3 separate regions of the Homo sapiens genome follow, and regions 1 and 2 are each linked to region 3. The links are chromatin loops, found by intact Hi-C in ENCODE. Cell type or tissue: GM12878. All regions are shown on one strand. Each heading gives the region's core, and the rest is flanking DNA. Links, peaks and the distances in the headings are about the cores only.

Evidence for each region. A loop is a pair of places that touch in the nucleus more often than their neighbours do. Peaks named below come from ENCODE experiments on the same cell type or tissue, not always from the same donor. Only the 100,000 strongest peaks of a DNase experiment are listed, where the experiment ranks them.
Region 1: it touches region 3 in a loop (5-fold over the local background); 34 of 110 quality-filtered maps call a loop at or near these places.
Region 2: a loop joins it to region 3, with 12 times the contacts of the local background. A loop is called at or near these places in 14 of 110 quality-filtered maps.

Annotation. Positions count from the first base shown.
Region 1 is chr19:6,747,997-6,759,022 of GRCh38, forward strand. TRIP10 (thyroid hormone receptor interactor 10) reads left to right here. Exons shown (of 15, transcript NM_001288962.2): 12 at 1,938-2,070; 13 at 2,296-2,435; 14 at 2,516-2,637; 15 at 3,067-3,534. The coding sequence ends at 3,215. SH2D3A (SH2 domain containing 3A) reads right to left here. Exons shown (of 10, transcript NM_005490.3): 5 at 6,835-7,319; 6 at 6,620-6,735; 7 at 6,255-6,429; 8 at 6,056-6,167; 9 at 5,460-5,645; 10 at 4,164-4,757. The coding sequence ends at 4,597. LOC124904623 (a long non-coding RNA gene) reads right to left here and starts at 591. Exons shown (of 2, transcript XR_007067109.1): 1 at 455-591; 2 at 168-360. RefSeq lists silencers at 5,404-5,583, 5,754-5,963. In GM12878, for the core only: a CTCF peak has its summit at 5,485 (motif pointing left); DNase peaks (open chromatin) are centred at 5,545 and 5,835; H3K4me3 peaks cover 803 bases; H3K27ac peaks cover 1,077 bases.
Region 2 is chr19:6,799,310-6,807,309 of GRCh38, forward strand. The region is part of intron 1 of VAV1 (vav guanine nucleotide exchange factor 1); the gene reads left to right. Among named protein-coding and RNA genes, the nearest start is that of VAV1, 31 kb to the left of the region's middle. RefSeq lists enhancers at 2,403-2,923, 2,714-2,783, 3,666-3,885, 7,249-7,543. In GM12878, for the core only: a CTCF peak has its summit at 3,347; DNase peaks (open chromatin) are centred at 2,332, 2,612, 3,302 and 4,098; H3K4me3 peaks cover 3,066 bases; H3K27ac peaks cover 3,354 bases.
Region 3 is chr19:6,857,867-6,868,892 of GRCh38, forward strand. No RefSeq gene overlaps it. Among named protein-coding and RNA genes, the nearest start is that of ADGRE1, 24 kb to the right of the region's middle. RefSeq lists an enhancer at 5,138-5,277 and a silencer at 10,299-10,499. In GM12878, for the core only: CTCF peaks have their summits at 5,078 (motif pointing left) and 5,891 (motif pointing left); DNase peaks (open chromatin) are centred at 5,065 and 5,825; H3K4me3 peaks cover 714 bases; H3K27ac peaks cover 1,014 bases.

The DNA.
Region 1 (11,026 bases), core at 1,497-9,496, 110 kb before region 3:
AAATCCACCATTGGTTGGGTTTTATCCCAATAATGCAAAGATAGTTCAATATCAAAAAATGTATCCATCTAGTTCACCACATTAATTGGCTAAAAGAAAAGCAGCATATGGTTATCTATTTAATAGCTCAAACACTTAAAATATTGACAATAAAAAAATCTGGCAGATTAAAAAAAAAATCTTTACTCACTCTTTCCAGGCAACAAAATCCTCTTCCCAGTTCTGTTACATAATAGGAATGATGTTTGCCACTTGCAAACAGGCAGCCAAATTATATTTTGCCATTTGCATGTAACCTCTTGGACAGAATGGCTTTTATTGGTGTAAAGTTCCATTCAGAACTCTCTAGTTCCTGAGTTTCTACGGTGGAGGGGTTAAGGGTGCATGTTCTAGAGTCACGACAAACTGGACTTGATTTCCAGCTTCATCTCAGGACTTGGGCAGCCTGTTTTACCTTTTAATTCCTCAGTTTCTTCATCTGTAAAGTGGATCAGGTATTAGAACTGGAATGAAGTTGGCAGGGTGCAGTGGTTTATGCCTGTAATCCAAGCACTTTGGGAGGCCGAGGCAGGCAGATGGCTTGAGACCGAGTTTGAGACCAGCTTGGCCAACATATGGAAATCCTGTCTCTACTAAAAATATAAAAATTAGCCAGGCGTGGTGGCGTGTGCCTGTAGTCCCAGCTACTCCAGAGGCTGAGGCACGAGAATCACTTGATCCCGGGAGGCACAGGTTGCTGTGAGCCGAGATTGCGCCACTGCATTCCAGCCTGGGCGACAGAGTGAGACTGTGTCTCAAAAAAAGATAAAAAATAACTGGAAGGAAGTTGAGCTCAGATCTGGTCTTTTCCAAAGGTCCATTATAGTCGTGACTACCTGTATATATAGACATAGGGGAGACAGGGATGAGAAACTGATGATAATGATAACAGTATTTATTAGTCACTTACTGCATTCTAGGCACTATTCGAAACAGTGTACATGGATTTATTCGAATTTTCAAGGTTTCCTGAGAGATTGTATGCAGACTTAAGATCTGTCTTGTTTAGTGTTATATTTATCTTTATTTATTTTTTCCCCTGCCCCCCCTTCTTTTTTTATTTTTTAAAAATTATTTTGATTTTTTACTAGAGACAAAGTCTCACACCATTGCCCAGGCTGGTCTTGAACTCCTGGCCTCAAGTGATCCTTCCACCTCAGCCTCCCAAAATAATGCTGGGATTACAGATGTGAGCCACCACGGCCAGCCCAGTGTTATATTTCTGATGCTTGGAATAGGACCTGTATGCAGTAGGTACTCAATATGTATATGAGTAATAGTGAGGACTTACTAGGTATCAGGCATTGTATTAATCCTCACAGTGACCCACATGAGATATTAGGATCATTATCTCCATTTCCAAAATAAGCAAACAGCAGTGGGGGTTCAATGATTTAAGCCAAGCTCACACAGCTAGGAAATATTCAAACTGAGATTCGAACCCAGGCAGTCGGGCACTAGTATTTGCATCCTTAACCATTGTCCTGCCTTGCTATTTGCTCCTTGATGCAAAACCCCTGTTTTTTGCTTGTTAAATCACATGGAGCCCGGTGCTGTGGCTCATGCCTGTAATCCCAGCACTTTGGGAGGCTGAGCCAGGAGGATCCCTTGAACTCAGCCTGGGCAACATAGCCAGACCCCATCTCTACTAAAAATTTTTGAAAAATCAGGCGAGTGTGGTGATGCGGGTCTATAGTCCCAGTTACTCAGGAGGCTGAGGCAGGAGTATCACTTGAGCCCGGGAGGTTAAGGTTGCAGTGAGCCATGATTGCACCACTGCACACCAGCCTGGGGAAAGAGTCAGAATGAGACCCTGACTCAAACAAAACAAAACAACAGCAACAAAAAAACTCACACGGAAGTATGTTTTCCTGTCTATCCTGTCTCCCTTGTCATAGGGAAGCCCTAAAGAAAATGAAGGATGTCTATGAGAAGACACCTCAGATGGGGGACCCCGCCAGCTTGGAGCCCCAGATCGCTGAAACCCTGAGCAACATTGAACGGCTGAAATTGGAAGTGCAGAAGTATGAGGTCAGGAAAGACCCTGGGGAGGGGCGGGAGCCAGCGGGCCTGGCTGAGTCACTGCTGGGTGGGGTGGGGGGTCGGGGACAGGGGAGGTGTTCGGAGCGGGGGGTCTCCAGCTGTTTTCCATCACAGCCTTGGCTGTGCGTGGGTGATCTCAGGGAACCTCTGGGTCCAAAGTGGGCTGACCCCGGAGCTCTGCCCTGGAACGATTTTCCTGTCCCCTCCTCCCAGGCGTGGCTGGCAGAAGCTGAAAGTCGAGTCCTTAGCAACCGGGGAGACAGCCTGAGCCGGCACGCCCGGCCTCCCGACCCCCCCGCTAGCGCCCCGCCAGACAGCAGCAGCAACAGCGCATCACAGGACACCAAGGAGAGGTGAGGGGTGACGTCAGAGTGGGTCTGTTCCCAGGGTCCCAGGAGGGCCTGTCTTTATCTGCCGAATTATCCCCAAACAGCTCTGAAGAGCCTCCCTCAGAAGAGAGCCAGGACACCCCCATTTACACGGAGTTTGATGAGGATTTCGAGGAGGAACCCACATCCCCCATAGGTCACTGTGTGGCCATCTACCACTTTGAAGGTGAGAACGGCCAGAGTGGGCTTGGCGGGGTATGGGAGGCAGTGTCTCTGGCTAGGTTCAGTTTAAATTCGCCTAAAGCAGGGCTGGGCGGGTGGCTCAGGCTTGTAATCCCAGCACTTTGGGAAGCTGAGGCAGGCAGATCACTTGAGGTCAAGAATTCCATACCAGCCTGGCGAACACGGTGAAACCCCATCTCTACTGAAAGTACAAAAATTAGCCAGGTGTGGTGGCGCACGCCTGTGATCCCAGCTACTCGGGAGGCTGAGGCAGGAGAATCCCTTGAACCTGGAGGCAGAGGTTGCAGGGAGCCAAGATCCGTGCCACTGCACTCCAGCCTGGGCGAGAGCGAGGCTCTGTCTCAAAAATAAAAAATAAAAATAATAAATTTTGCCTAAAGCAGATCTGGGCCCACCCCCACCCCCATCACAGGGTCCAGCGAGGGCACTATCTCTATGGCCGAGGGTGAAGACCTCAGTCTTATGGAAGAAGACAAAGGGGACGGCTGGACCCGGGTCAGGCGGAAAGAGGGAGGCGAGGGCTACGTGCCCACCTCCTACCTCCGAGTCACGCTCAATTGAACCCTGCCAGAGACGGGAAGAGGGGGGCTGTCGGCTGCTGCTTCTGGGCCACGGGGAGCCCCAGGACCTATGCACTTTATTTCTGACCCCGTGGCTTCGGCTGAGACCTGTGTAACCTGCTGCCCCCTCCACCCCCAACCCAGTCCTACCTGTCACACCGGACGGACCCGCTGTGCCTTCTACCATCGTTCCACCATTGATGTACATACTCATGTTTTACATCTTTTCTTTCTGCCGCTCGGCTCCGGCCATTTTGTTTTATACAAAAATGGGAAAAAAAAAAAAGAAATTATATAAAGTTCCTAGAGTCGGTGTCTTATTAGAGGATTTAAATACTGGGACTGGAAGTATCTAACACCACGTTTCTTACAGGCCACACAGGGAATGAGGAAGGGGAGGTGATCTTGGGCACACCTTGGGTCAACCCTGCCCCTTTCTGGAAGTTGGCCTATGTCATTGTCAGTGGGTGTCTGCTTGTGACTCAGGTAGGGAGAAGGATACCAAGTTTCTTTTTTTTTTCTTTTTGAGACAGTCTCACCCAGTTGCCCAGGCTGGAGTGCAGTGGCGTACGTGATCTCAGCTCACTGCAGACTCCATCTCCCGAGTTCAAGCAATTCTGCCTCAGCCTCCCAAGTAGCTGGGATTACAGGCACACACCATCATGCCCAGCTAATTTTTGTATTTTTTGTAGAGACAGGGTTTTGCCATGTTGGCCAGGCTGGTCTTGAACTCCTGACCTCAAGTGATCCATCTGCCTCGGCCTCCTAAAGTGCTGGGATTATGGCGTGAGCCACCGCACCTGGCCAGGACACCCAAGTTTCATCCCTTCTGAATGCACTGCAGCTTCTGAGAATGGGTAGCACTTATTGAAGACCTACTGTGTGCCAGGCATTCTCCACCTGGGGTCTCATTCCTGGCCACAATTCTTAGAAAGTACACAGCCTCAACTTTTACATTTTTTAAAAGTTTTTTATTTTTCAGTTTTTGTAGAGATGAGGTCTCACCATGTTGCCCTGGCTGGTCTTGAACTCCTGGCCTCAAGCCTTCCTTCCGCCTCGGCCTCCCAAAGTGCTGAGATTACAGGCCTGAGCTGCTGTATGGCTATGATTTTGTTAAAGGCCGACACAGAGGTGAAGTCAACTGCTAGAAATCACGGCTTTTAAGAGGTGGAGTCACATTTGAACTCTGGCCTCTGATGCCAGATCTGCAGGTCACATGTTCACCATGGTCCAGGTGACCCTGACTGCGGTCCCCACCTCTTCTGTGAGGCACAGGGCAGGATTCCACCTGAGGCGCGAGGAGCCTGGGACGACTCCTTTGGTCTCTTCTGGGGTTCGCAAAAACCTGGGGGTCCCGGGTGTGAAGAAGGGTGTCTGCGCTCTCAGCGGTCAGGCTCCAGGCGCTGCGACAGGACGCCGAGGACGCGCTGGAACTTCTCAAAGCGTTCAGCGCGCGGAGCTCCCGCGCCCCGGCTACCCCAGAGCAGCCTCCGCACGAAGCCGGTGGTCAGGGCCTCCCTCAGCTCCGGGTTAGGCCGGAATCCTGGAAGCAAGGTCAGGTGGGCTGGGGGCGGGGCCCAGGCGCCCGCCTCGCCCCTCCCAACCTCCCGGCACCTTCCTTTCCCCAGAGGACTTTGACCCAACAGGGGCCCGGGAGGGACCTGCCCCACCTGCGGGATGACTAGGCGGGGTCAGAGGGGAGGGGGCTTCCAGCTCTCTGCAGGAATGGGGGTGGGGTGCCTGAGGGGCTCTACCGCAGTGCAATGGGGTGGCCTGTTCCAGGTGCCAGATCCTGGAGGTCCCGCCTTAGGGGCTGTGCCTGGACGTGGGGCTGCCCCGAGGACGGGATCCCAGGTTGTCGGGGAAGGTGGGGGGATCTTGCCGGGTGGGCTGCCCTAGGATAGGACGGAGGAGTCGTTTTGGAGGGAGCAGGGCGTTCTTGGGGATCGAGATCCCTGGGGGACGGGATCGTCTTAGGTGGGAAGGGGGAGTGGGGACCCGCGGAGGTGGCTCTGGGGGCAGGACAGCCCGTTTTGAGGTGGACGGCCCTGTTCCTATCAATACCGCTGGATGCAGCGTTTGCTTGGGGTGAGAACCTTCCTGGAGTGGAGCCGTCCCAGTTTGGGTGGGGCTCCGGGAGGCGTGGCGAGAGGCTCCCCTCCTGGGACAGGCTGGGTTTGGGGGATCCGGTTAGAACCTGCAGGGTGCTCTGAAGTCTGCAGTCCAGCGCAGAGGGAACGCTCACCTCGCAGGCGCTGGGCTGCCACCTTGCGGAATTTGGGTGCGTCCCGGACCATGTGACGCGCCCCGTGCAGGGTGCGCAACAGCCGCTCACAGCTCTCGTCCAGCGGCCCCGCGACTTCCTCGCCCTCCAGTAGGCGAACCATGGGTGCCACGTGCGGCAGCGCCACCTCGCCGGGGTCGCAGGGTCCTGCGGAGGGGGAGGGTCTGATCAGGGTTTGGGGCTGTAGATGGGGCATAGGGCAGAGGTGGAACCTAGGACAAATGCAGGGGCGGGGCTTAGGACTGAGCGACAGCGGGGTCTGTGGAGAGGGGCCAGGACCACACGCCCCGTATGGAGGGCGGGGCCTATGGCGAAGGGGCGTAGCCTAGGGAAAGGGGCTGGGACCAAGGCTGGTGGGGGCGTGGCCTAGGAACAAGTCTCGTGTGGAGGGCGGGGCCTAGGGAAAGGGCCAGGACCAACCCTCATGTGGAGGGCGGGGCCTATGGTGAAGGGACCGGGCCTAGAACAGATGCAGGGACTGGGCATAGGACTAGATTGAGTCCTGTTAAATTTGGTCTGGGCCCCCAGGGGATGCTAAGCCCCAGACCTTCACTTACCAGCGCCCTCATCCAGAGCCCGCATCAGCGGCTTCAGCTCCTGCTCAAAGGCCAGCGCAGCCTCCGTGTGGCTCCTTCGGAGCTGGCGCCACGTGTGCTCCAACCGGGACACCTGGGAGAAGAGATCTGAGCACGCCTCCTCTCCAGTCTTCCCAGTCACCCGCACTCCAGCTTCCTCCAGTCCCTGCTCCCCACGAACCTGGGGCATGAGCAGGGCGCCCATGACTGCAGCCAGCCCGGGCAGGTCCCCCGCCGCCCCTGGCCGCAGCGCCAGCGCCAGCTCTACCAGTCCCCTCAGTGCGGCTGCGCGCTCCTCCAGCGGCCCCGAGCAGCCCAGCACCGCCAGCGCCCCGGCCAGCGCCAGTGTCTGATGCCTGCAGAGGTGGAGGGCAAGGGTCTGGGGGAAGTGGGGAGGTTTGTAATGCAGGGGTGAGGGGGGACAGGAGGTGGCATTGCCCCATCTCCCTTCTTCCCTGGGGAACCATGAGTGGGGAGCTGTTTGGAGATCTTGGGAAGTGGGGGGAATTGGCCTCCCCCAACCAAGATTACAAGCTGCTGGCTCACCTCTCCAGCAGTTCCAACCTCAAGTGGTGTCCATGGGGAAGAGTGAGCAGCTCCAGGCCAGATGAGACTCCCATGTTGCCCCGCTGATCTCTGGTCACTCCCAGGAGGCCTGTGGCCTGCAGAAGGGAATGGGGAAGTCAGGTGAAGCGTGATTATGTAGGCATGGTTGGGTCTTGCCCTGGGCCTGGGGAGGAGCATCCCAGGAGGTGACCCACCTGGCAGTCTACCAATAGCAGGTGAAGGGCGGTGCTCCCAGGATGGTGCTCCAGGAACAGGCCACGGAGGGTATGCAGGACTTGGGGTTCCAGGGGCCGATTCTGGGGGCCCAGCAGGCAGGAGGGGGCATCATGGGGGCAGAAAGAGATCTCAGCCTGTGGTCTTGTAAAACATCTATTCTCTTCCTCCTCATCCTCCTCGGCCTCCCACCATGGGGCCTCTGGCTCTGGGCAGCTTTGGCTCGGGGATGTTCCCTGGACACTGGGCACTCGGGGCACCAGCTCGCAGTACGTCGGGGGACGTTCAGAGGCATCAGGCAGTTCGAAGGAGGGTGTCCGGGGGGGCTTCGTTGGTGCCTTGGCTTGAAGCTGCCCATCGGAGGCCCTGAGACTGTCGGCAACAGTTCCCAGGGGAGCAGGGGCCTTCAGCAACACCGGGTCACTGCTCGTTCGGGGCAAGGCAGATATGGGCATGGTGGAGGCTTCTAGAGGTCATACAAGAGGGGTCAATGGGAATACACAGGGAAGATTGCTGAATGGGCGGGGGTGAGAGCTTCATCGGCTACCACCCACCTGATCCATCCACTCATTCCAATAATGGGGTATAACAACCTATCCGGGTGCAGTTTTGAATTTCAACCACCTCGACGGTAGAAATGCTACATGCTTACACATGGTTAGAAAACTTTAGCATCTCTATAGTTCTGTAAATTATTTTTTTTTAATTTTATTTTATTTTATAGAGATGGGATCTCACTGTGTTGCCCAGGCTGGTCTGGAATTCCTAGTCTCAAGCAATCCTCCCTCCTCGGCCTCCCAAACTGCTGGGATCACAGGCATGAGCCACCTTGCCTGACCCTATGAATTCTGAATACTACATTTTAAATTTGAATTCTTTGTTTTTGCCCCTCTGACTGAAAGATGGTAAGCAGTGACCCAACGAAATTAAAAATTTTTTTAAAAAAAGGATGAGCGTGGTGGCCGACGCCTGTAATCTCAGCATTTTGGGAGGCCAAGGTGAGAGGATTGCTTGAGGCTAGGGATTCCAGACCAGCCTGGGCAACATAACAAGATCTTGTTTCTACAAAAAGTTAGAAAATTAGCTGGGCATGGTGGCATGCACCTGTGGTCCCAGCTACTTGGGAGGCAGAGGTGGGAGGATCACTTGAGCCAGAGGCTGCAGTGAGGTATGACTGCACCACTGCACTCCAGCTTGGATGACAGAGTAAGACCCTGTCTCAAAAAAAAAAAAAAGATATCTATCTATCTACAATTAAGTGATATATCTCTCTATATCATATCTATAGAGATAGATATATATTATATAAATATATAATATATATTTAAATTAAGTATATGTTAAATAAAATTAACATTATTAAATGTATAATGTTGCCCTATATACTACATATAATTACATTTATATATGATAGATATTTTACTTTTTTTGTGATAATATATCTCTCCATAGACATATCTATATAAAATATATACAATTAATATAGATATCTATAGAGAGACAAAGTATAAAAAATTCACAAAGCTGCGTATGGTATGACACTCAGATAAGTGTCAAAGAAACCAAGCTTATTAAACTTTCTTTTCTTTTTTTTCTTTTTTATTTCTTCTTAAAAAAAAAGATACATGTGCAGAATGTGCAGGTTCAGTATCTGTGTGCCATGGTGGTTTGCTGCACCTACTGACCCCTCCTCTAAGTTCCCTCCCCTCATCGTAAACTTTCAAATGACGTCCTTTGTAAGTTGGTGGCATGTTGATCTCCTGGACTATTAGTACTTAAAACTGTACTAAGACTTTTGGGAGACTGTATTTACCATGCCTTTGAATAGGCTCTTTTCTAGGAACTTGAAATCATCCAACAGTGCCTGGCTCACTCTGAGTTAAGGTCCAAAGTGCTCACAGTAGCTGAAAAATCCTCACAATCTGAGCCCCAGGGTCTCTCTCTCTGACTCTCCCCTCATTCCCTCTGCTTCAGCTACACTCGTGTGTCCCTCCTTCCCTCCCTCCCTTCGTTCCTTCCTTCCTTCCTTTCTTTTCTTTCTTGACGGAGTCTCACTCTGTCACCAGGCTACAGTGCAGTGGCGCCATCTCGGCTTATTGCAACCTCTGCCTCCCGGGTTCAAGTGATTCTCCTGCTTCAGCCTCCCGAGTAGCTGGGACCACAGGCGCCACCACACCCAGCTAATTTTTGTATTTTTAGTAGACACGGGGTTTCACCATGTTGGCCAGGATGGTCTTGATCTCTTGACCTCGTGATCCGCCCGCTTTGGCCTCCCAAAGTGCTGGGATTACAGGCTTGTAATTTCTGGACTATTAGTACTTAAAACTGTACTAAGACTTTTGGGAGACTGTATTTACCATGCCTTTGAATAGGCTCAACCTGCACATTCTGCACGTGTATCTTTTTTTTTTTTTTTTTAAGAAGAAATTGAGCCATTGCACCCAGCCCTTTCTTTTCTTCTTCTTTTTTTTTTTTTTTTTAAATTTGAGTCAGGGTCTCACTCTGTGGCCCAGGCTGGAGTGCAATGGTGCGATCACGGCTCACTGCAGCCTTGACTTTCTGGGTTCAAGGAGTCCTCCTGCTTCAACCTCCCAAGTGGCTAGGACCACAGGCGTGCAACACCACACCCAGCTACCCACTCATTTTTTGGTTGAATGAACAGCTTAAATTCTTGTTCTGACCCAAGAGCCTTTGCACTGCCTCTTCCTCCTGCCTGCTTATCCCCCAGTTATCCACCTGTTCCCTCCCTCATTTCCTTCAATTTTATTTTTTTCTGCAATGGGGCCTTTCCTGACTACCACTTAAAATTGCTTGCTTGGGTACAATGGCTCACGCCTGTAATCCCAGCACTTTGGGAGGTTGAGGTGGGTGGATCACCTGAGGTCAGGAGTTCGAGACCAGCCTGACCAACATGGGGAAACCCCATCTCCACTAAAAATACAAAATTAGCAGGGCGTGGTGCACATGCCTGTAATCCCAGCTACTCGGGAGGCTGAGGCAGGAGAATCACTTGAACCCAGGAGGTGGAGGTTGCAGTGAGCCGGTATCACGCCATTGCACTCCATCCTGGGCAACAAGAGCAAAACTCTATCTCAAAAATAAATAAATAAATAGAAATAAAATAAAATTGCAATATACATCTCCATCTTTATAGTCTCTATCTCCCTTACTCTGTTTTTTTTGTTTTGTTTTGTTTTTGTTTTTTCGGTTTTTTTGAGACAGTCTCACTCTGTCCCAAGTAGCTTGGATTACAGGCATATGCCACTACACCTGGCTAATTTTTGTATTTTATTTTATTTTATTTTTTTTTAGTAGAGATGGGTTTTCACCATGTTGGCCAGGCTGGTCTCGAACTCCTGACCTCAAGTGATCCGCCCACCTTGGCCTCCCAAAGTGCTAGGATTACAGACCTGAGCCACCTCACCCTTCCCTTACTGTTTTTTGTTTGTTTGTTTGTTTTTTGAGACAGAGTCTCACTCTGTTGTCCAGGCTGGAGTGCAGTGGTGCAATCTTGGCTCACGGCAACCTCTGCCTCCCGGGTTCAAGCAATTCTCGTGCCTCAGCCTCCCGAGTCTCCCGAGTAGCTGGGATTACAGGTGTGTACCACCACGCCCGGCTAATTTTTGTAGTTTTAGTAGAGACGGGGTTTCGCCATGTTGGCCAGGCTGGTCTCGAACTCCTGACTTTAGGTGATCCGCCCGCCTTGGCCTTCCAAAGTGCTGGGATTACAGGCCTGAGCCACTGTGCCTGGCCTTCCCTTCCTGTGTTTTAATTTTCATCTTGAAGCAAACAAAATTGCCTTATTTTTGTGGTTCATGGTTTGTTGTCCTCTCGTGGACTGTTGGCTCCCATCGGGCAGGGATCTTTGTCTCTTTCTGGTTTGTTGATGTATCCTAGCACTCCGTGCAGGGCCTGGGATGCAGGGACGGCTCATGTTGAATGGGGTTGGGAGAAGGATGGGAAAAAAGGGGCATGAGGGGGCATTCAGGTGAGTCCTCCTTTAGGTAAGACCGTCAGACTCAACTGCTTTGAGGAACTTACCCTGGATGGAGAGGAGCCACTCAGGAAAAAATTAGGGGAATGAGAATGTTCCCGTCACTGGTGGAAATGTAAAATGCAAAGGCCCCGAGGCGGGAATAAAAGCCTGAGGGTTCGAACAACTGCAAGGAGGGC
Region 2 (8,000 bases), core at 1-8,000, 59 kb before region 3:
GGTGTGCGCCACCACGCCTGGCTAATTTTTTTGTATTTTTAGTAAAGACAGGGTTTCACCATGTTGACCAGGCTGGTCTCGAACTCCTGACCTCATAATCTGCCCACCTCGGCCTCCCAAAGTGCTGGGATTACAGGCGTGAGCCACCATGCCCGGCCTATACTTTAAGTTCTGGGATACATGTGCAGAACGTGCAGGTTTGTTACATAGGTATACACGTGCCATGGTGGTTTGCTGCATCCATCAACCCATCATCTACATTAGGTATTTCTCCGAATGCTATCCCTCTCCTAACCCCCAGCCCCCGACAGGCCCCAGTGTGTGATGTTCCCCTTGGTTGAGGTTTGAATTACTGATGGCACTTTTGGCTATCATGAATCAAGTTGCTAGCTGGATATGGTGGCACATGCCTGTAGTCCTAACTCTTTGGAAGGCTGAGGCAGGAGGATTGCTTGAGCCCAGGAATTTGAGACTGCAGTGAGCTGTGATTGGGCCAGGCTGCACTCCAGCCTGGGTGACAGACTGAGACTGTCTCAAAAAAAAAAAAAAAAAAAAAAGGAAAGAAAAGAAAACAGAATCAAGCTGCTATGAACATTCTGTACAAGTCTTTGTATGGACATGTGCTTTCATTTCTCTTGAGTAAATGCCTGGTAATGGAATATATCGTATGATAGGTGCATGCTTAATGTTTTAAGAAAACTTACCAGGCCAGTCACGGCGGCTCATGCCTGTCATTCCAGCACTTTGGGGAACTGAGGCGGGAGGATTGCTGGAGCCTAGGAGTTTGAGACCAACCTGACCGACATAGTGAGGCTCTGTTTCTTAATTTTTTTTTTTAATAAGAAGAAAATGTACCAACTTTTCTTCCTTTGTGCTGGAATTGCAAGGTAAAAAAATAATAGTAATAACAAGGAAAACGTACCAACTTTTCCAAAGTGGATCTGCCATGTGATGTTCCTGCCAGCTGCTCAGCATGCTTCTCTTCTTTGCTTCACTATCTGTCTCATTTTTTTTTTTTGAGATGGGGTCTTGCTCTGTTGCCCAGGCTGGAGTGCAGTGGCATGATCTCGGCTCACTGCAACCTCTGCCTCCTGGGTTCAAGCGATTCTCCTTCCTCTGCTTTCCAAGTAGCTGGGACTACAGGCGTGTTCCACCACACCCAGCTAATTTTGTATTTTTAGCAGAGACAGGTTTCACTATATGTTGGCCAGGCGCGTCTCAAACTCCTGACCTCAAGTGATCAACCCACCTCAGCGTCCCAAAGTGCTGGGATTACAGGCATGAGCCACCACACCCAGCTTCTTTTTTTTGTTTTGTTTTGTTTTTTGTTTTTTTGAGACATCCTCGGTCTGTTGCCCAGGCTGTGCAGTGGCGTGATCTCGGCTCACTGCCACCTCCGCCTCCTGGGTTCAAGCGATTCTCCTGCCTCAGCCTCCAGAGTAGCTGGGATTACAGGCGCCTGTCACCACGCCTGGCAAATTTTTGTGTGTGTGTGTGTGTGCAGTCGGGGTTTCACCATGTTGCCCAGGCTGGTCTTGAACCCCTGACCTCAAGTGATCCGCCCGCCTCAGCCTCCCAAAGTGCTGGGATTACAGGCGTGAGCCACCGCACCCAGCCGCTCACCATCTCTTTGTCGCCTGCATGGCACCATTCTCTCCTGTACCACCCCAAAGCCTTACCAGGTGCCTCCTGCATTTAACCAGGTCCCATAGCTCTCTGTGCTTCCCGGCACACCCTCTCACCACCCTCATCATCAATTATTCACCTTGCTGACTGCTTAGTGTTTGTCTCCTGGCTGGATTACATAAGCCCTGTAAGGGCAGAGCTCTGTTTGTCTTGATCACCATTAGGTTCTGGTGCTTGGCATACAGTAGGCATTCCACACATGCTTGCTGAATTAATGCATGACCGGGTCTGGGGTGCTGGGTTTCACACCAGGCTCTACCGCAAACATTGGGTCAAGTATTTTCATTCCCGACGTACAGATGAGTCAATTGAATCAACGGAAAGCAAAATGATCCCATCCAAGCTCCCTCAACTTGCCGGGCTGGTCTGGGAGTCGAACCAGATCTGCCTGACCCTCCCACCGGTGCTGAAAAGTGGAGTGTGTGCTGGGGTGGTAGGGGATGGGGCAGAAGAGAGACGGGCTTCCTCACAGAAGGGTTTGAGGGCTAGGATGAGGCGTGCACACTCTGCACCCCTGCTTCGGAGCTTTGAAAGGGTGCACAGCACACCCGCCCTCTCTGGGAACCCTCGGGAGCTTGAGGTTGCCTGATGAAGGGGCTGATGGGTTGAACGCAAAGGGCCCCTCCACCCACCCTTTTTTCTATCTCCCCAACCAAGCCCTGGTAACAGGCATTTCCGGTTTCCGGCCGGCTCCCTGGTGCTGGGGTGGGGGTGGGGAGTTGATTGCTGCCGTCGTGCTTGGCTCTGGGTCCCCTTCTCCCAGACCCCAGAGGCCTCTGTCCCTGCACACTGCTTCCCCGAAGGAGCGTGGAAAGCCAGCCGACCTTTCTGGCTCTTTCTTCATCTTGGGCAGGGGTTTTGTTGATGGGAGGCTGGCTGGCAAATGGGGAAGAATGAACCTCAGGGTTCACCGCAGTGCGCCTGGGTGCTGATTTGCATATGGGCACGATGCCAGCACAGTGGGTGCCCGCCTCTTCCTGGAGGAAGGAAGAGGGGCACTGAGGGGGGTTGCCCCCAGCAGGGAGGAACCGTCCTCATAATGCCTCTCCTACGTTTGTTTAAAGGACCATCATTCTCAGCAAACTATAGCAAGGACAAAAAACCAAACACCGCATGTTCTCACTTATAGGTGGGAATTGAACAATGAGAACACATGGGCACAGGAAGGGGAACATCACACACAGGGGACTGTTGTGGGGTCGGGGAAGTGGGGAGGGATAACATTAGGAGATATACCTAATGCTAAATGAGGAGTTAATGGGTGCAGCACACCAACATGACACATGTATACATATGTAACAAACCTGCACGTTGTGCACATGTACCCTAAAATTTAAAGTATAATAATAATAAAATTAAAAAAAATAAAGGACCTCCTGTCCTTTGCCACTTTCTCACACTCTTCAGGCGACCAGGAAGTCCTTTCTGGTGGTCTAACTGCAGTCACTGCTGCTGTCTGATGGAGCCCCTTTCTTTAGCTGGCCCCACCGCAGCCCGGAGAGGGGATGAATCATGCCCCCTTTCCCCTCTTTGAGGCATCACATGACTGGAAGGAAGCTGTCTCCGGGTTCAGCTGATCTCCCTGAGGTCAGGAGGGAACTTCCTCCCTCGAGCCACAGACACAGCCATCTGCTCTATTGTCTCTGGTGATCTGCCTGCCCATGAGCGCCCTCATTATGCCACTCTCTAAGAGGCACCAGGAGCAGCTTAGTGTGGTTCAAAGAGGCAGTGTTGTACAGAGGTTAGAGGCACAGACTTTGGGATCCAGTGCTGGTATCTGGTTCTCCATTCCTATCTGTGTGGTCCGGGATGGGCAGTATCCCCTCTCTGAGCCTCAGTTGTTTCCTCTGTCAAAGGGAGATTTATTCATTCGACAGATTTTATTGAGCATCTACTATGTGTCAGACATGGTACTAGGTATTGAGGTCCTCTATTTACCCAAAGGAGTTGAACATTTATGTCCACACAAAAACTTACACTCAAGTCTTTGTAGCGGCTTTATTCATGATTGCTGAAACTGGGAGGCAACAAATTGTCCTTCGGTAGATGAATGCGATGTAGGGCAAGGCAAGCCCTAAATTGGGGCTCAGCCTGGGACGGTTCTTTGTTTTGCCCAGGAAAGAATTCCAGGGCGAGCTGGAGGTGTTAGACAGTAGCTTTTACTGAAGTGAAAGTGCATAGCGGCAGTTGCAGAAGTCCTGCTCCTCGCAGAGCAGGGCTACCCCACAGGCTGTGAGCCCGGAGTAATCAGGGTTGCAGTCATCTTTGTACCCACTTTAATTATATGCAAATTAAAGGGCAGATTATGCAAATTTCTAGGAAAAGGGTGGTAACTTCTGGGTTGTCGGGTCATTGCCTTGGGAAAGGAGTAGTAGCTGCTGGTGTTACCATCACAATGGCAAACTGCCATGGCACACTGGTGGGCATGTCTTATGGAAAGGTGCTTCTGCTCCAGCCCTGTTTTAGCTAGTCCTCAATTTGGTCCGTTGTCTGAGCCCCACCTCCAGAGTCAAGTTCCACCTACTTCCTCGTATGGATAAATAAGCTGTGGTGCATCCAGACAATGGAATATTATTATTATTATTAGAGATGGACTTTTGCCCTTGTTGTCCAGGCTAGAGTGCAATGGTGTGGTCTCGGCTCACTGCAACCTCTGCTTCCCAGGTCCAAGCTGTTCTCCTGCCTCAGCCTCCTGAGTAGCTGGGTTTACTGGCACCTGCCACCACACCTGGCTAATTTTTGTATTTTTAGTAGAGATGGGATTTCACCATGTTGGCCAGGCTGGCCTCAAACTCCTGACCTCAGGTGATCCAGCCACGTCGGCCTCCCAAAGTGCTGAGATTACAGGTGTGAGCCACTGCTCCCAGCGCAGACAATGGAATATTATTCAGCACTGAAGAGAGATGAGATGAGCTCTCAAGCCATGAAGAGACACGCAGGAACCCCAAATGCATATTACTAAGTGAAAGAAGCCAGTCCCAAAAGGCTACATACTATATGATACCAGCTATGTGATGTTTCAGAAAAGGCAAAACTGTAGAAGCAGTAAAAAGATCAGTAGTTGTCAGAGGTTAGTGGAAAGGGGGTATGGATAGGCAGAGCATGGAAGCTTTCCACGGCAGTGAAAATACTCTCTATGACACTATAATAGTGGATACCCATCATCATACATGTGTCCAAATCCAGAGAATGTGACGCACGGCAGGCAAGCCCCAAAGTGGGGCTTAGCCTGTGAGGCTTCTTGGTTTCACCCAAGAAGCCTCACAGGCTAAGGAAAGAATTCAAGGGTGATTCCAGTGGTAGGGTAGACGAAAACAGCTTTATTGCCGTGGCAGTGTTACAGCTCCATGACTGCTCTTGCAGGGCTACCCCACAGGCTGAGAGTAGCAGCTCAGGGCAGTTTGGCGGTCCTATTTATATTTATTTATTTATTTATTTAGAGACAGAGTCTTGCTCTGTCGCCCAGGCTGGAGTGCAGTAGTGCAATCTCAGCTCATTGCAACCTCTGCCTCCCAGGTTCAAGCAATTCTCCTGCCTCACCCTTCTGAGTAGCTGGGATTACAGGCGCGTGCCACCACGCCTGACTAACTTTTGTATTTTTAGTAGAGATGAGGTTTCGCCATGTTGGCCAGGCTGGTCTCAAATTTCCGACCTCAGGTGTTCTGCCTGCCTTGGCCTCCCAAAGTGCTGGGATTACAGGCATGAACCACTGTGCCCTTCCCATACCTCCTTTTTTTTTTTTTTTTGAGACGGAGTCTTGCTCTGTCGCACAGGCTGGAGTGCAGTGGCGCAATCTTGGCTCACTGCAAGCTCTGCCTCCCACGTTCACGCCATTCTCCTGCTTCAGCCTCCCAAGTAGCTGGGACTACAGGCGCCCGCCACCATGCCCGGCTAATTTTTTGTATTTTTAGTAGAGATGAGTTTTCACCATGTTAGCCAGGATGGTCTCGATTGCCTGACCTTCCTGAGGCGTGAACCACCCGCCTCAGCCTCCCTAAGTGCTGGGATTACAGGTGTGAGCCACCGCCCCCCGGCCCATACCTCCTTTTAATTACATGTAGAGTAAGGGGCAGTTTATGCAGAAATTTCCAGGGAAGGGGTAGTAACTTTTGGGTGATCAGGTAATTGCCATGAAAAGCGGTGGTAAGGCCGGGCGCAGCGGTTCATGCCTGTAATCCCAGCACTTTGGGAGGCCGAGGCGGATGGATCACCTACAGTCAGGAGTTCGAGACCAGCCTGGCCAACATGGTGAAACCCCGTCTCTACTAAAAATACAAAAATTAGCTGGGTATGGTGGCACACACCTGTGATCCCAGCTACTCAGGAGGCTGAGGCAGGAGCATCGCTTGAACCCGGGAGGTGGAGGTTGCAGCGAGTTGAGATCATAATACTGCACTCTAGCCTGGGCCACAGAGCAAGACTCCATCTCAAACAAAACAAAACAAAACAAAAACAAAGAAAATAGACCAGTTGTGGTGGCTCACATCTGTAATCCCAGGACCTTAGGAGGCTGAGGCAGGAGGATCACTTGAGCCCAGGGGTTCGAGACCAGCCTGGGCAACATAGTGAGACCCTCATTTCTACAGATACACACACACACACACACACACACACACACATACACGCACACACACATGAGTTGGGGGGATGGTTTCAGGATGAATCAACCACATTACATTTATTGTTCACTTTATTTCTATTATTATTACATTGTAATATATAATGAAATAATTATACAGCTCACACATATGTGTATATATATATGCACACACACTATATGAATATTATATATAGTAATATTTATTCATTTATATGAATAAAAAAGAAACTAAAAGAGAGGAGGAAAGGAAGGAAGGAAGAAGGAAGGAAGGAAGATCAGCCTGGAGTCTCTGGACTGCCCTGATGGAAGTGTCTTGGATGCTAAAGGGGTTTATGGGCTGATTCCCTCAACTTCCTCCCGTCTAACAAGGTCTGGTGTTCCATCAAGGCAGTGGCTATGCTCCCAAGAAGTTTGCAAATGACAGAAAACCTAATTACAGGTCAACAAACCATGACCTGTGGGCCAAATGCAGCCTGCCACCTGTTTTTGTAAATGAAGCTCTTTTTTTTGAGATGGAGTCTCACTCTGTCACCCAGCCTGGAGTACAGTGGCACGATCTCGGCTCACTGCAACCTCCGCCACCCGGGTTCAAGCAATTCTCCTGCTTCAGCCTCCCGAGTAGCTGGGATTACAGGTGCATTCCACCACGCCCAGCTAATTTTTGTATTTTTAGTAGAAACGGGGTTTCACCATGTTGGTCTGGCTGGTCTCGAACTCCTGACCTTGTGATTCACCCGCCATGGGCTCCCAAAGTGCTGGGATTCCAGGCGTGAGCCACCATGCACGGCCAACAATTTTTTTTAATGAAAATAATTTTTTCTCAATGCCGTTTTGGAAGAGAAGCAAACTCGTATGTGGGTTTTAAGTATGGCTTCATTCAGTAGCTCCAACAATGTCATCAAGGACTGCATGTCTCTGTGATGGATTCCTTTTCTGGCTTTGTAAATCTAGGATCTCCCACTCATGGCAGCAAAGTAGCTGCAGTTGCTCCAGACCGCCTAACCTCACTCTTGACCAACACAGCGGAGAGTAAATCACTGTCCCAGAAGCTGGAGCTTAAGATCCGGGATTTGCACTCTCTCATTGGTCTGAAGTGGGTCATGTGTTAATCTCTGAACCAATAGTCATAGGCAAGGGGATGGGCCATGCTAATTGACTGGAACTGGGGGTGGAGCCCCTCTCAGCCCATGTTGCTAGAAGAGAAAGAGGAAAGGGTATGGATGTGTGCATAATTAGTTAATGAATATATTCATTCTTTCCACCATCCCTCATTGATTTGTCTACTGCGTCCCAGCAGCAGGGAATGTGATGGTTGATAAGAACTTGTTTCTGCTCTCATGGTGATCCCAGTCTACTGGGATTCCACGATCTGTTCAGACAGGTACAACCTGTTGTAATCAATGCTGTGTATTCATTAGGATAGAGGTTTGGCTACTGTAACAGTTAGGTAGAGATTAATTTATCATCTAAACCTATAGAGCAGCAGTCTCCAACCTTTTTGGTAGCAGTGACCGGTTTTGTGGAAGACAATTTTTCCATGGACCAGAGTTAGGGGGGATGGTTTCAGGATGATTCAAATGCGTTACATTTATTGTTCCCTTTATTTCTATTATTATTACATTGTAACATATAATGAAATAAGTATACAACTCACCATAATGTAGAATCAGTGGGAGCCCTGAGCTTGTTTTCCTGCAACTAGATGATCCCATCT
Region 3 (11,026 bases), core at 363-8,362:
AACCTGGGAGGCGGAGGTTGCAGTGAGCCAAGATCGCACCACTGCACTCCAGCCTGGGCAACAGAGCGAGATTCCGTCTCAAAAATAAATAAATAAATAAAATAAAATAAAGCAGGAATTTGCTGGGTGCAGTAGCTCACGCTTGTAATCCCAACACTTCAGGAGATTGAAGCGGGTGGATCACCCGAGGTCAGGAGTTCAAGACCAGCCTGGCCAACATGGTGAAACCCCGTCTCTACTAAAAATACAAAAACTAGCCGGGCGTGGTGGCAGGTGCCAGTAATCCCAGCTGCTTGGGAGGCTGAGGCAGGAGAATCGCTTGAACCCAGGAGGCAGAGGTTACTGTCAGCCGAGATCATGACGCTGTACTCCAGCCTGGGTGACAGAGCAAGAACTCTGTCTCAAAAAATAAAAATAAATAAAGAAATAAATAAATAAAAGTGAGAATTTCTTTTCTTTTTTTTTTTTAGTACTCAAAGATTTTTATACTCAGGAAAGAATTTTATACTCAAAGATTCAAGATCACAAAAATGTACCGCTCATTCGTTTTTCTTTCTTTTTAAATTATTTTATTTTATTTTTTCAGGGACAGAGTCTTACTCTGTTGCCCAGCCGGGGGCACAGTGGCACGATCATAGCTCACTGCAGCCTCCACCTCCTGGTGTCAAGCGATCCTCCCACGTCAGCCTCCCAAGTAGCTGGGACTAAAAGCAAGCACCACCACACCCGGCTAATATTTTATTTTTTGTAGGGAGGGGGTGTTGCTATGTTGGTCAGGCTGGTCTTGATCTCATGGGCTCAAGCAGTCCTCTCACCTTGGCCTCCCAAAGTGCTGGGATTACAGGTGTGAGCCACTGCACCTGGCCTCATTTGTTTTTCTTTTTGAGACAGAGTCTTGCTCTGTTGCCTGGGCTAGAGTGCAGTGGTGCAATCTTGGCTTACTGCAACCTCCGCCCCCCAGGTTCAAGTGATTTTCCTGCCTTAGTCTCCCGAGTAGCTGGGACTACAGGCACGCGCCACCATGCCCAGCTAATTTTTTGTATTTTTAGAAGAGACAGGGTTTCACCATGTTGGCCAGGCTGGTCTGGAACTCCTGACCTCAGGTGATCCACCCGCCTCGGCCTCCCAAAGTGCTGGGATTACAGGCGTGAGCCACCTCACCTGGCCATTTTTTATTTAATAGTCTTTATTAATTATTAAAATTGCAGTAAAATATACATTACATGAAATTTATTTTCTTAAGCTTTTTTTTTTTCTTTTTTTTTTGAGACGGTGTCTTGCTCTGTCACCCAGGCTGGAGTGCAGTGGTGCGGTCTCAGCTCACTGCAAGCTCTGCCTCCTGGGTTCACGCCATTCTCCTGCTTCAGCCTCCCGAGTAGCTGGGACTACAGGCGCCTGCCACCACACCCGGCTAATTTTTTGTATTTTTAGTAGAGACGGGGTTTTGCCTTGTTAGCCAGGATGGTCTCGATCTCCTGACCTCGTGATGCACCCGCCTCGGCCTCCCAAAGTGCTGGGATTACAGGTATGAGCCACCACGCCTGGCATTTTTTTTTTTTTTTTTTTTGAGATGGTGTCTTGCTCTGTCACCCAGGCTGGAGTACAGTGGCGCAATCTCGGCTCACTGAAACCTCCGCCTCCTGGGTTCAAGTGATTCTCCTACCTCAGCCTCCCAAGTAGCTGGGATTACAGGCACCCGCCACCACACCCGGCTCATTTTTGTAGTTTTAGTAGAAACGGGGTTTCCCCATGTTGGCCAAGATGGTCTCGATCTTCTGACCTTGTGATCGACCAGCCTCGGCCTCCCAAAGTGCTGGGATTATAGGCGTGAGCCACTGCGCCCAGCCCTTAGACTTTTAATGCTCATAAACTAAGATTCAGGATCTCCAAGGAAGATTTTGAAGTTCAAAAGCCAGGGAGGCTGAGGGCAGAGGATTGCTTCAGGCCAGGAGCTCGAGACCAGCCTGCACAAAATAGTAAGATCTTCCTCTCTACAAAAAAAAAAAATAAATAAAAAAATAAAAAAAATAAAAAAATTAGCTCTGCATGGTGGCACACAACTGTAGTCCCAGCTACTCAGGAGGCTGAGGTGGGAGGATTGCTTGAGCCCAGGAGGTGGAGGCTGTGGTGAACTATGATTGCACCACTGCACTCCAGCCTAGGCAACAGAGTGAGACCTCATCTCTAAAAACCAACCAGGCCAGTCACAGTGGCTCACGCCTATAATCCCAGCACTTTGGGAGGCCGAGGCGGGCAGATCACTTGAGGTCAGGAGTTTGAGACCAGCCTGGCCAACATGGTGAAATCTCATCTCTACTAAAAATACAAAAATTAGCCGGGCGTGGTGGCAGGTACCTGTAATCCCAGCTACTTGGGAGGCTGAGATAAGAGAATCACTTGAACCTGGGAGGGGGACGTTGCAGTGAGATGAGACTGCACCGCTGCACTCCAGCCTGGGTGACAGAGCAAAACTCCATCTCAAACAAAAACAAAAACAAAGAACAAAAAACAAAACAAAGCAAAGAAACAACCAAGTAACCAACTGACCAACAAAAGCCAGGGAGTTGCTTTTTGGGTAAATCTGCAGGCTGCTAGCATAACCCTTAGGAGGCAAAAAGATGGGCTGGCCTAAGCTGACAGGGCTGGGGAAGGATCATGGGCTATAAATTAATTTGGGAAAAAGTAGTTCATACTTCCAAATATATTACCCTACCATACTACTAACAGAGGCACCTCCCGTGTCAAGTATTCAGTGTTGTCTGGCGCCATGAAAGTAAGCACTTCCTACACAGTATCTAGATTAATCTCACAGCCAGCTTCGTGGTATTTTATCTTATTTTATTATTTATTAATTTATTTTTGAGATGGAGTCTAGCTCTGTCGCCAGGCTGCAGTGCAGTGGTGCAATCTTGGCTCACTGCAACCTCCACCTCCCAAGTTCAAGCGATTCTCCTGCCTCAGCCTCCCGAGTAGCTGGGATTACAGACACACGCCGCCACACCCAGCTAACAGTTGTATTTTTAGTAGAGACACAGGGGTTTCGCCATGTTGGCCAGGATGGTCTCGATCTTCTGACCTCGTGATCTGCCCACCTCAGCCTCCCAGAGTGCTGGGATTACAGGCGTGAGCCAACTGCAACCGGCCGGGTTTCTTTTTGTTGTTGTTGTTTTTTTTGTTTTTGAGACGGAGCCTTGCTCTGTCGCCCAGGCTGGAGGGCAGTGGCGCGATCTCGGCTCACTGCAAGCTCCGCCTCCCGGGTTCACGCCATTCTCCTGCCTCAGCCTCTCGAGTAGCTGGGACTACAGGTGCCCGCCACCACGCCCGGCTAATTTTTTGCATTTTTAGTAGAGATGGGGTTTCATCGTGTTAGTCAGGATGGTCTTGATCTCCTCGCCTTGTGATCCGCCCGCCTCGGCCTCCCAAAGTGCTGGGATTACAGACGTGAGCCACTGGGCCTGGCCAGTTTTTATTTTTATATGAAATAGAGCATAGTGGTCAGGGCTCCAAGAGATTCTAAGGTCCTCTGTGCCCCTGTGAAATTAGCTATAAAGTTTTGGGAAAGACTTCGCCTCTCTGAACCAGAGAAAGATAAAATCAGCTCGCCACAGGCAGAGAGTCGGTATGCACCTAAGCACAGAACCACGCTCTTAACCGTCACTCTAGTGCCGGGTGGGGATCTTGGTATATCCTAGCTCTCTCTGCAACCCCAGGTAAGCCAACGCCTAGATGGTACCTGCACACACCTGGCCAGGTGCAGGATATAGCCTCTGAAGCCTGGAGTGAAGTGTTTTTCATGTTTGAGGAACCATGAATCTAGAAATGGGTGTTGGAGGAAGCAATGCAGTCACAAGGGATCAGGAACTAGGACGGGGGGTTTCTGCCCCTCCCGTGACTCCCCCAGAGTCACACCATGAACCTACCTATGGCCTAAGGTGGCTACCTGGGCTGTCTAGTTCAGGGTGTTGGTGAGGTTGAGGTCATGGACTTGTTCTTGGAGTTCCTGGGTGGCCCTCACCTTCAGCCCCAGGCTGTGTGAATGACTCAGGCGCAGACCTGCCTGAAAAGCACGTATAATCCAGTAGGGGACTTAACAATCAACCAGGCAATTATAACACAGAGTTGATGAATTTCATAAGGAACACAGGTGGCTGTGGGAGCAAATACAGATCTAACCCAGGCTTGAGTAGGGGAGGATGGTCAGGGAGGGCTTCCTGGAGGAGGAAACATCTAAGGTGGCAACTGTATAATCAGCTGGATGGAGTCACCTAGAAAATAAATGAGGGGACAGCCTAGCACGGTGGTCCATGTCTGTAATCCCGGCACTTGGGGAGGCCGAGGCGGCGGATCACTTGAGGTCAGGAGTTCGAGACCAGACTGGGCAACATGGTGAAACCCCCATCTCTACTAAAAATACAAAAATTAGCCGGTGTGGTGGCAGGTGCCTGTAATCCCAGCTACTCGGGAGGCTGAGGTAGGAGAATCACTTGAACCTGGGAGGCAGAGATTGCAGTGAGCTGAGATTGCACCACTGCACCCCAGCCTGGACGACAGAGTGAGACTCAATAATAATAATAATAAATAATGAAGGGAAAGTTTTTTAGGGAGAGGGGCAAATGATAGTGATCCTGGTAGGTTCTGGAAACTTCAAGGGGCTCATTTTGCTTGGAGAGGGAGGAAAGTGGGGGTGGGGTGGGTGAAAAGTTGTTGGGAGACCGGGCGTGGTGGCTCATGCCTATAATCCTAGCACTTTGGGAGGCCGAGGCAGGTGGATCACTTGAGCTCAGGAGTTCGAAACCAGCCTGGCCAACATGGTGAATGTACAACGGACAGCCCCCAATACAGACAGACAGACACACACACACACACACACACACACTCACTCACTCCTACCCCCAGCCCTAAGAATTTACAAACACTGATAAAGACAAATGAAATCAGCGGATATAGACTTCAAACGCCGTCAGACAGACACCCACTAGATCAAACAGGGACATTCCTAAACATCACACAGACACATCGCCAGGCAGTCCCACCGCAGACAGCCACAAATTAAAGCCGCGCTTGCCCCCTGATGGACAGCAGCAGTAGTGCGCCACCTCGATAGCGCAATCTCCCAGAGCGCTGGCATTGCAGGCGTGAGCCAACGTCCGCAGCCAAACACGTTCATATTGTTGAGAAGGCAGAGAAATACAAAGTAGGTGGAAGGGTCTCCACCTACAGCTGTTTTCTGTGGTCTGAGGATTCTTCCCACGTCTTTAATTTCTAGTGCTTTCTAGGGGTCTCAACTTGAACTATTTAATATTTTCTGGAAGAGAAACATTTTTTGTGGGGGGGGCGGGTGGGGGTGGGACCGAGTCTCGCTCTTGTCTCCCAGGCTGGAGCACAGTGGCGCGATCTTGGCTCACTGCAACCTCCGCCTCCCAGGTTCAAGCGATTTTCCTGCCTCAGCCTCCCGAGTAGCTGAGATTACAGCGCCCAGCTAATTTTTGTATTTTTAGTAGAGATGGGGTTTCACCATGTTGGCCAGGCTGGTCTCGAACTCCTAACCTCAGGTGATTCGCCCGCGTCGGCTTCCCAAAGTGCTGGGATTACAGGCGTGAGCCACCGCGCCCGGCCCAGAGGAACTTTTTTTTTTTTTTTCCAGAGGAACATTTTTTATCCAAAGGAATGACTCCCTAATGGTGGAATTCCAGGCAATGAAGTGAGGCGCGAGGCAGATTGTCACATAGGGAGCTGTCATATTTCATGGGTACCATTCACGCAAGGCGGGACTTGTTCTTAGGCAGCCAACACTTCCGCATTGTCCTGGCATTTGAGCCGCGGAACCAAGTTCCGCGTATCTTGCCCATTGTAACCCCACAGCACCAATTTGAAGCTATGTAGTGCCCTCTGGTGGCCTTCGGTGATTTGGCTTCAGTGTCTCAAACTCTCTGATTAGACTGTTTCCAAAGAGAAGGCTGTTAGGGGGCCTCAGAAGTCAGGTTTGGATGTTTGAGCTCTAAGCTGCAGGATTTGGGGAGCCGTGGTGTGGGGGTGATTTATTTATTTATTTTTGAGAAAGAGTCTCACTCTGTCGCCCAGGCTGGAGGGCAATGGTGTGATCTTGGCTCACTGCAACCTCCACCTCCCAGGTTCAAGTGATTCTCCTCCCTCAGCCTCCCGAGTAGCTGGGACTACAAGAGCCCGACACCACGCCCAGCTAATTTTTGTATTTTCTTTTGAGTAGAGACGGGGTTTCACCATGTTGGCCAGGCTGGTCTCGAACTCCTGACCTCAGGTTATCCACCTGCCTTGGCTTTCCAAAGTGCTGGGATTACAGGTGTGAACCATGCCTGGCCGGAGTGGGGATGATTCAAACAGTGGATATTCGCATAGAATGTGCCCATTCCTATGGTGTAAATAGTCCCACCGCATCTGATTTCTTTTTTCTTCTTTTTTTTTTGTTTTTTGTTTTTTTGTTTTTGAGATAGAGTCTTGCTCTGTTGCCCAGGCTGGAATGCAGTGGCACAATCTCAGCTCACTGCAACCTCCACCTCCTGGGTTCCAAGCAGTTCTCCCTGCCTCCGCTGCCTGAGTAGCTCGATTACAAGTGCCCACCACCAAGCCCAGCTAACTTTTGTATTTTTAGTAGAGATGGGGTTTGGCTGTTTGCCAGGCTGGTCTTGAACTCCCGACCTCAGATGATTTGCCCGCCTCGGCCTCTTACAGTGCTGGGATTACAGGTGTGGGCCACCGCACCTGGCCCACAGCTGATTTCAAGTCATCATAAGTATCCTCACTTTCCTTGCCTCCAGTCCACCCAGCAAAAGCACAACTAACATCAGAGAGCTCAGGCACGGGGATAACCATAAGGTCCTATGTAATCTGCATCTCCCTTCCTGCCTTGGCCATGCTGGCCACAGGCAGCAGGAAGGGGCAGAGGAAGGAGCTGGGCGAGGATGTGGCCTCAGCTGGAGTTTACTTAGAGATTAGCTCCATGGAGAAAAATAAAGTGGAGTAACATGCTAGCAAGTTTTTATTTAAAACTTTAAAAATAAAAAAGTTTTTGAGGCCGGGCATGGTGGCTAATGCCTGTAATCCCAGCACTCCGGGAGGCCGAGGCAGGCGGATCACAAGGGCAGGAGATCGAGACCATCCTGGCTAACACGGTGAAACCCCGTCTCTACTAAAAATATAAAAAATTAGCCGGACATGGTGGCAGGCGCCTATAGTCCCAACTATTCGGGCAGCTGAGGCAGGAGAATGGCGTGAACCCGGGAGGCGGAGCTTGCAGTGAGCCGAGATCGCACCACTGCACTCCAGCCTGGGCATTACAGTGAGACTGTCTCAAAAAAAAAAAAAAAAAAAGAAAAGTAAAAAAAGAACAGAATGCTTTGGCATATTTAAAAATGGTTCCTGCCGGGCACAGTGGCTCATGCCTGTAATCCCAGCACTTTGGGAGGCTGAGGCGGGTGGATTACGAGGTCAGGAGATCGAGACCATCCTGGCTAACACGGAGAAACCCCGTCTCTACTAAAATAGTACAAAAAAATTAGCCAGGCGTGGTGGCGGGCGCCTGTAGTCCCAGCTACTCGGGAGGCTGAGGCAGGAGAATGGCGTGAACCCAGGAGACGGAGCTTGCAGTGAGCCGAGATCGTCCCACTGCACCCCAGCCTGGGCGACAGAGCGAGACTCTGCCTCAAAAAAAGAAAGAAAGAAAGAAAGAAAGAAAGAAAGAAAGAAATCTAGCCCCTTCCTCAGGGCCGAGAGAATTTTGAGCACTAGCCTTCTCTCGGTCGCCTGAATTCATCTCAGAGTGTGGCATTTCTCTGCAACTCACTCGGTTACAACACGGGGTGTGGATTATTCAGGAGTGTTCTGGGAAGGGGTTGAGGATTTTCCAGAACTAAGGGTTCCTCGCCTTTCTAGACTCTCTAGGATAGCTTCCGGACATTGCCATGGCATCTGTAAACTGTCATGGCGCTTGCGGGAGTTTCTTTTAGCAGCTAATACATGATAATTAGTGTATAATAAGAATGAACAATGAGGACAACCACAGGTCAGTTTTGTCGCCATCTTGGTTTTGGTGGGATTTGGGCTGGCTTCTCTACCGCAGCCTGTTTAATCAGTAGGGTCTTTATGACCTGTATCTTGTGTCGACCTCCTATCTCATCCTGTGACTAAGAATGCCTGATCTCCCGGGAATGCCCAGCAGGTCGCAGCCTCATGTTACCCAGCTCCTGTTCAAGATGGAGTCACACTGGTTCAAACTCCTCTGACAAGTTTGTAAAACTTATGAAACTGCGGGGGCTGCCCTAAGACTTCTGCACACTGAGTCTTGAGCGATTCGTCAATTACCGTTCAGGTTTTTCTACCCCGGTACTGGTTCCTGAGGTGTTTTCTGCTCCAGTAAACCGACACTCTCTCTCTGACTCTCCAATTCATAACAAAACATTTCATGACACGAAACACAAACATACATAAAATGTACTTTTTTTTTTTTTGAGATGGAATCTCACTCTGTCACCCAGGCTGGAGTGCAGTGGCGGGATCTCAGCTCACTGCAACCTCTGCCTCCCGGGTTCAAGCAATTCTCCTGCCTCAGCCTCCTGAGTAGCTGAGATTACAGGCACGTGCCACTATGCCTGGCTAATTTTTTGTACTTTTAGTAGAGACGGGTTTCACCATGTTGGTCAGGCTGGTCTCGAACTCCTGACCTCATGATCCACCTGCCTCAGCCTCCCAAAGTGCTGGGATTACAGGCGTGAGCCACCATGCCCAGCAAAATGTACCTCTTTTACCATTTTCTTTTTTTGAGATAGGATCTTGCTCTGTTGCCTGGGCTAGAGTGTAGTGGCACGATCACAGTTCACTTCAGGCTCAACCTCACCAGGCTCAAGCGATCCTCCTCCGTCAGCCTCCTGAGTAGCTTGGATTACAGGCACCAGACACCACACCCAGGGCAGCTGTTTGCCCTGTGTCCTTGTAACTACCCAGTGGGTTCACCTTGCTCTCCGCCTAGACAGAGTCAATTTCTCAAGACAGGAATTGCAGTAGAGAAAGAGTAATTCACACAGAGCCGGCTGTGTGGGAGACTGGAGTTTTATTAATCAAATCAGTCTCCTTGAGCTTTCTGGGAGCAGAGCTTTTAAGGACAACTTGGTGGGTTGGGAGAAGCCAGCGAGCCAGGAGTGCTGATCGGTCATGGATGAAATCACAGGGAGTCAAAGCTGTCTTCTTGCACTGAGTCAGTTCCTGGTGGGGGACCACAAGATCTCATGAGCCAGTTTATCAATCTGGGTGGTGCCAGCTGATCCATCAAGTGCAGGGTTTGCAAAATATCTCAAGCCCTGATCTTAGGAGCAATTTAGGGAGGGTCAGAATCTTTTAGCCTCTAGCTGCATGCCTCCTAAACCATCATTTCTAATCTTGGGGCTAATTTGTTAGTCCTACAAAGGCAGTCTAGTGCCCAAACAAGAAGGAGGTTTGTTTTGGGAAAGGGCTGTTATCGTCTTTGTTTTAAACTATAAAGTTCCTCCCAAGGTTACTTCCGCCTATGCCCAAGAATGAACAAGGACAGCTTGGAGGTTAGAAGCAAGATGGAGGCCAGGCGCGGTGGCTCACGCCTGTAATCCTAACACTTTGGGAGGCCAAGGCAGGTGGATCACCTGAGGTTGGGATTTCGAGACCAGCCTGACCAACATGGTGAGGTGAGAGGATGGCTTCAGCACAGGAGGCTGAGGCTGCAGTGAGCTATGATTGTACCATTGCACTCCAGCCTGGGCAACAGAGCAAGACCCTCATCCCAAAACAAAAGCAAAAATAATAATAATAATAAACCCCAACCCTCACCCAGTCTGTAGTACTTAGTTATGGCATTCCTAACAGACCAATACAGTGAAACTAGGTCTATCGCCAGAAAAGCCCATTCTGTGGGCTAACAGAATATATTGTCCCTTATTTTTTTATTTTTTTTGACAGAGTATCGCTCTGTCACCCAGGTTGGAGTGCAGTGGTGTGATCTTGGCTCACTGCAACCTCCACCTCCTGGGTTCAAGCAATTCTTCTGCCTTAGCCTCCTGAGTAGCTGGGATTACAGGCATCCACCACCATGCCTGGCTAATTTCTGTATTTTTAGTAGAGATGTGTTGTCACCACATTGGCCAGGCTGGCCTTGAACTCCTGACCTGTGATCCGCCCACCTCAGCCTCCCAAAGTGCTGGGATTACAGGCATGAGCCACCGTGCCCAGTCTATTGCCCGTTATTTAGGCTGTATCTTTGTGTAGCTCCTCCACTTCCCAGAACCCTCTATCTTCTCAGAGGCTTAGGCCTGGAGATCCATTTTCTTTCTCTAGATTCTTTGAGACCCACTTCCTTCAAATTCAGCTCCCCGTCTGCCTGGTCTCAGGGGCCCTATCTTTGGGGATGAATAAGATGATTTATTATTTTTTTCTTCAGTCATTTTGCACTTTCACATATTCTTCTGGGTCATCTTCTCATAATGTCCAAAGACAGTCTAGACTATCAGTTCCTCTAGCTGGTTCTTCTGCCCCCTGTGAGATGCAAGGATAAGTAAAACCATTCGGGGAACTGGCTTGGAGCTCAGCCAGAAACCCTTGCAGAAATTGGCAGAGGGAGAATCTGTGCACAGCAACGCTTGCAGACGTTAGGTGTCCCTTGCAAAGGGAGTGGATAAACACACAGCTGCCCACTGTGTAAGTTCACCAGCCTGTGCCCCGAGCTCTAAACAGGACTGGGGAAAGGTTTCCAAGATGTATTTCTTATCAGCAGCCTGCAGTTAGGAAACAAAAATTGCAACAGTTTTTGTTGCTTTATTTTAGTTTTTAAGGAAGTATATGGTTAGATTGTTGCTAAGGTTTATAAGGTCATATGTCTTTTTCTTTTTTTCTTTTTTCTTTTTTGAGATGGAGTATTGCTCTGTTGCCCAGGCTGGAGTGCAGTGGCATGATCTCAGCTCACTGCAACCTCCACCTCTGGGGTTCAAGCAATTCTCTTGCCTCAGCCTCCTGAGTAGCTGGGATTACA